2 separate regions of the Homo sapiens genome follow, and region 2 is linked to region 1. A link is a contact called in ENCODE Hi-C or POLR2A ChIA-PET data. All regions are on one chromosome and are shown on one strand. Each heading gives the region's core, a stretch centred on a gene start or an enhancer-like site at or near the end of the contact. The rest is flanking DNA. Distances are from core to core; before and after follow the strand shown.

Region 1 (2,700 bases), core at 1-2,500:
CCACGGCGGCCCCGGTACCCGCGGCCTGGCCGCGCGCCGGGTCCCCACCGCGGAGTGGGAAGGAGGAGGAGAGACTGGAGGAGTTGGAGACAGACACAGCCGCGGCGCGCAGTCACGGCTGGAGACAGACGGCGGCGACGGCGGCGGGAGGCGGGACACTCCCCCCTCCGGCGACTGGAGGCGGGACACCTCCCCGGCGGCCGCAGCGCCGCGTCCCCTCTCTCCCCGCGCTGAGGCTGCGGACCGGGCCCGGCGGGATTAGCAGGCGAGTGCGTTGGCCCTGCCCGCTCCGCGCGCCGCCGCGGCCGGCCGGGGATCCCCTGCAAGCCACTGAGCCGCTGCCGCCGCTGCAGCCAGACAGGCTGCGGGTGCCTGGGAAAGTGGAAGCAGGGCGGGGAGCGCGGGGGAGGCCCGGGGGTGAGGTCCTCAGCTCTTAAAGAACCCCGGCGCGCCGCGCTCCCCGCCGGCCCGCCGCGCGCCCCCTGCCGCGCCCCGCACAGCGCCCCTCCCCCTGGCCAGCAGGGCCGGTGGCCGCGGAGCCGCACTGCGGGCAGTCCCCGCCTCCGCTCCGGGGGGGCGGCCCAGGTGAGTGCGGACCCGAGGTGGCCGCAGTGGTCGGGGCTTCTGGCCCAAGTTCACCGCTGCGCTCCGGAGGGAGGGGTGGCGGGGGACTCGGGAACCGGACGCTTTGGGAACTGGACGTCCGCGAGCCTGCGCCGTCGGCTGGGGCCGGAGGGAGAAGCTGGGCGCCGAGCGCGCGAGGTCTGTGAGGCTTGGTCCGGGTGGGCTTGCCGGTGGGCACGGCGGGGATCCGGGGCTGGCCCGCGGGCGGGGTTACGCCGGTGGAGGGACTTCGCCGACCCCCACCCCGTTTTCTGTTTCCTGGTGCCCTGGGGCGCAGGGTGTCCCGCGGTTGCAAGACTGAATTCTGCACCGCCCGGAGGCCAGGATGGGCGCGCGGATGGCAGCCCCAACTGTCTCCGCGCCCCTAGGCCTCGGCGAGCCGTGGCGGGCAGGGACTGGAGGTCAGCGGGAAGCGGGAAGATCCTGCAGGACCTGACCGGGGAGTTTGCGGGAAGGAGGGGGCGGGCCAAGCCCCGCAGCCCCTCAGTCCCGCATCCTGCACCGCGCGCTCCCCGGCCCCGGCCCCTCGGGCCCGCTTCACCCGGCGTCCCCCCGGGTCCCCCCGCGCGCGTTGACGTCGGTCGCGGGACCGCCCGGAGCTCCCGGCATTGGCTGGGAAGTCGATTGTCTGGGGCTGCTGCTGTTGCACTTAGGCTGGGTCTCCGAGCCCCGGAGGAAGCAGGCGTGTGTTGAATTTCTCTCTGCCCCTCACCTTGGAATAAACAGGAAGCGACAAGCACCCAGCCCGGCCCGGCACTTGCCTTTGTGAAGGGGTCTGCCCTGCACAGCCTTTAGGAAGCTTCCTCGGGACCCCTTCCCGGTGCGCCGCCCCGGGTGGGCCTGGGGGCGCGCCCTGTGAGTACACCGGTGGAAGACAGTGGGTTCGGTTTAGGTTAAATCGCTATCGTGGCGGAGAGGGCATTTGCTTGTTTAAACTTTTTTTTTTTTTTTTTTAATTGGAAAAGGAGAAGGTTTCCCGATGAGGCAGAGGTTTTCAGGACGACAGGGACGCATGGTGGGTGGGCGGCACTGGGGGAAGGCGCATCCGAGAGTACAGCGTTCTTGGGTCACCTACCTGGAGGGACACCTCGTCGCCAGTCAGGGCAGCTAGAAGCTCTTTAAAGCAAGCAGGACTCCTTAGCTCTGCCCAGGCACAGGAATGGTTGCTGTGTGCCCATAGCCGCATGAACTAGCATGATTTTTGTTTTTCCCCCAAAATTTTTTAATTAGCTAGAATTAGATAATTTTGATTTGCTTCTTTTCTTTTCCTCTGTGTCTTGGTCTATTCCCTTCTCTTTTTCTCTTTTCTAATTATTTTGGCATCTTCTCATCCCCGGACCAGCGCTGCTTTCTAAATGTTAATTACCATTGCAATACATATTTATTGAGGGCCTACTATGTGTTAGGCATTGTAGGATGTGAGGTAAGAGTAGCTGCACAGAATGTGGGTTCTGAGCGCTAGTATTAGTAAGTTATTTGCAGTAGAGGTGGATAGAGATGGTGAGCAGCATTGACTCTCAAAAATAGGGTCCTATGGCTGGTAAGGAGGTTGGTGCCTTCTCGAAGGGCTAGTGCTGGGAAGCTTCCTTTTAAAAACGGCCCTTTCTGCCGGTTTGGCTAGCCAAGAATGGCATCCTCCTCTCTGTATCTTCCCTGGAGCTTCAGGACTGAGTATTGAATGACAGAGAAGGTTCTGCAAAGTCTGCACAGGGAGACTGCCATTGCATCAAGTCATGTCTGCATTCTGTATATGGTATTGTCTTTTCTAGTCTTTAACTCGAGTGTGTTGTCATCTGTAACTCTCCCTTTGTACTCTGCACAATTCTTCTGGAATATAGTCTTTGTGTTCAGTCAAGGATCAGAGTGTCAAATCTGAGTCATTACATAGACAAATGAGGATGTCTGAGTATTACCCATGTATATTTATTGAATTATATTTGGTTTCCCATCAACCCTTGAAATGTTATTTGATGGACCTTTCTAAGCAGTGCTTTTTAAAACAGGGGGCTAACTTCCTTATGATCTTTGAAAGCTTAATTCTTTTTAAGAGCTTCATTTTGCTATTGACATTGAACA
Region 2 (2,740 bases), core at 39-2,538, 910 kb after region 1:
CCCAAGATGGCCTAATAAGGGCGTTTGTGCTAAGGGAGGATACAAGGAGAAACAGCAGAAAGATTTTTTACAGTTGAGTGCCAGGGGATTATTTTCTGCTTTTTTCTCATGTGAAATATTTGTAAGTAGAAAATAAGTATTTTACAAATTGCCATCCACTGCTCTGTGAAAAAGTGATTAATTCAAATACTGTTTCTGAAATGTGCAATAAAGGACAAAAACAGTTGATAATGTATGGGAGCGTAGAAGTTGGCTTTGGGGAATGTCAGCAAGAAACCGGAAATTTAAGATTTTACTTCAAGCCAGGTTAGGCTGGCAGAACAGAGTAGTGGATGTGAGACCCTGCTTGCCACACATTTGGAAAATGCAGGCGAAAACCAGTGTCTTTGATTAAAGTTAAAATAATTACATAGCAGTCATTTAGACTGAAGTGGCTCTAGTGGTCTAGGCCTCTATGTAAAAAAAGAAATCTAACTCAAATGCATTTTTTTCTAAGTTACTACCTTAGGAGGAAACGAAATTCAAGCTTAAACAACTACAAACCTCCAATTAATCCCTGATTACATAACCAGGAAATTTCCACCCAGACACTCCAAATAAAGCGACTACATAACTGTACCCAATTATTTAATTGTCTTTGCTTCCTCACACACCTTATACAAGCCTTTCTTTCAAGACCTTCTAGTAGCCCCCCAACCACAAACCATTGCTGAGCGCTGTCCCATTAATTAATCACTGTTTACTCATATAAGCTGTCTATGTTTTAATGGCGCCTCAGTCTAATTCCGAACAGGGTAAGGTAGGGACGGGGGACCCCACGGACCACAGCTCCTTCCACGCAGGAACCCTGCACACCGAGTCGGCGTCTTTCCGATGACTTTCGCCTCATCACCTCACAACCTGGGGAAGATGCAGGGCTGCGGGCGCAGAGCTGCGCAAAGAGGGCTACAGGCTGGGGCCAAAGCCGCCGTGCAGGGACAGGACAGGACGCCCGGAGTCCCTGCACCGGAGGGGACTGAGGGCTGAGCTGCAGACTCGACTCGCAGACTAGGTCCCGTCACCGCCATGTCCAGCCGGTTCCAAGGAGCCCCCTCCCCAGTCTCGGTACGCCCTGCCCCCCACACTCACCATTTCTCGGCTTCAGGGGTGTCCTGGAGTCTTAGCTATAAATCATTCAATGCCAGCAGGTCACAGAGCGACGGAGTGAGTGGCAGAATCACCGAAGTCTCCCGGAGCAGAGGACACAAGGCAATGAAGCCCTAACCCCGCGCTCTGGCTGAAGTGAGACAAAGGCCGCGCCAGATTCCGGAAGCCGCCCCTTCCTCCCTGGCTGCGCGCCTGATTGGACAGTTCCCACCCCAGAGCCCTGATTGGATAGTAGTGCAGGCACCGCGACCTCAGGCCTTGCGTGTCAGAAGATGCTACCATACACTGCACGGAATGAGCCGAGAGTGACAGGCTCTTGGCTCCAGTCACTTTCAGGCAGGGCTTTCTGTCTGTGCTGCGCCTGGCTCTGCCCAGGGGTCATTTTTTTAGCATTGTGGTGTATAACGTTATGAAGGTTATGTTCGTTTATAAAACACACACACACGTTGTTCACAAATGGAAGCAATATAATGACAATTATTTAATATTTCAGATTTCATAACCTTTCTGGCCGCCGGTCTTTGGAGTGGGACACCTAAGATTTTAAGAGAGAAGCAATCCTCTAAAAAATAAAACGTTAGCTATTGTGAATTTTAAATGTCTTATTAGCCAGATCAAAAATAGTAATAAAAAGAGTCCTGACATGGTGGCTCACGCCTGTAATCCCAGCACTCTGAGAGGCCAGAGGTCAGAAGTTCGAGACCACTCTGGCCAACATAATGAAGCCCTGTCTACTAAAAATACAAAAATTAGCCGGGCATGGTGGCGGGCGCCTGTAATCCCAGCTGCTTGGGAGGCTGAGGCAGGAGAATCGCTTGAACCCAGGAGGTGGAGGTTGCAGTGAGCTGAGTTTGTGCCACTGCACTGCAGCCTGGGTGACAGAGCAAGACTCCATCTCAGAAATAATAGGAATAATAAAAAGAAACAAGTGAAATTGTTTGTAATACTCTTTAAGCCATTATACCCAAAATATTATTTTTCATGTGTGGTCAACAAATAATTATAAATATTTTGGATCTAAATCTTTTAAACTCGCTGTGTATTTTATGTTTGCAGCACATTTTACTTCAAACCAGCAGCCATGAGGGCTCTGATGCTCCGATCTCAGGGAGGTGAAGGCCTGAACACCTCTTTTTTTTTGTATTTCTAGGCTATTTATGATTTTTAACACAGACTAAATCAAATTACTGTGCCTGAAAAATCTTTTGCTTTGAAGGCAAGTGACATAAAGACAGAGCTGCTGATATTTTTTCCTGCTGCAATTTAGCCAATCAGCAGAATATGCTTTGAAGGGTAAAGATGTTTTCTAAGACCCCACATTCAGGAGCAGCTATGGGGCAAATCCCTAAAGCACACATAAAAATCACATACAGCCAATGTATTCCTCACCCTGAATCAATGCTTCTCACCCTTGGCTGCATATTTCAATAACCTTGTAGAGGAGTGTTTAAAGTCTTCAAACCCAAGTTGCAATGGGGTAATTAAGTCAATCTCTGGAGTGAGACCTAGGCAACAGTGTGATTTAAAGCTCTCGGGTGATTATAGCACACAGCTCAACTCCCATGTTACTGCTTTAAACCAACATCTTTTGGAG

Evidence for each region. Hi-C counts contacts between places; a loop is a spot of excess contacts on that map. ChIA-PET counts read pairs that join two places held with the same protein, here RNA polymerase II (POLR2A). Pooled maps may share reads with other maps.
Region 2: a map of naive thymus-derived CD4-positive, alpha-beta T cell shows a loop between it and region 1 (11-fold over the local background). The contact joins the promoter of ZNF519 here to the promoter of LDLRAD4 in region 1. A Hi-C loop is called at or near these places in 1 of 168 maps with a recorded cell type or tissue (naive thymus-derived CD4-positive, alpha-beta T cell) and 5 of 50 pooled maps. POLR2A ChIA-PET finds 5 or more read pairs at or near these places in 1 of 52 experiments (activated T-cell).

What each region holds. Positions count from the first base shown.
Region 1 is chr18:13,217,510-13,220,209 of GRCh38, forward strand. It overlaps LDLRAD4 (low density lipoprotein receptor class A domain containing 4), which reads left to right and starts at 1,251. Exons shown (of 7, transcript NM_001378100.1): 1 at 1,251-1,479. RefSeq lists a silencer at 42-411.
Region 2 is chr18:14,131,147-14,133,886 of GRCh38, forward strand. ZNF519 (zinc finger protein 519) reads right to left here and starts at 1,289. Exons shown (of 3, transcript NM_145287.4): 1 at 1,129-1,289. The coding sequence starts at 1,131. RefSeq lists enhancers at 476-997, 900-1,239 and a silencer at 1,490-1,549.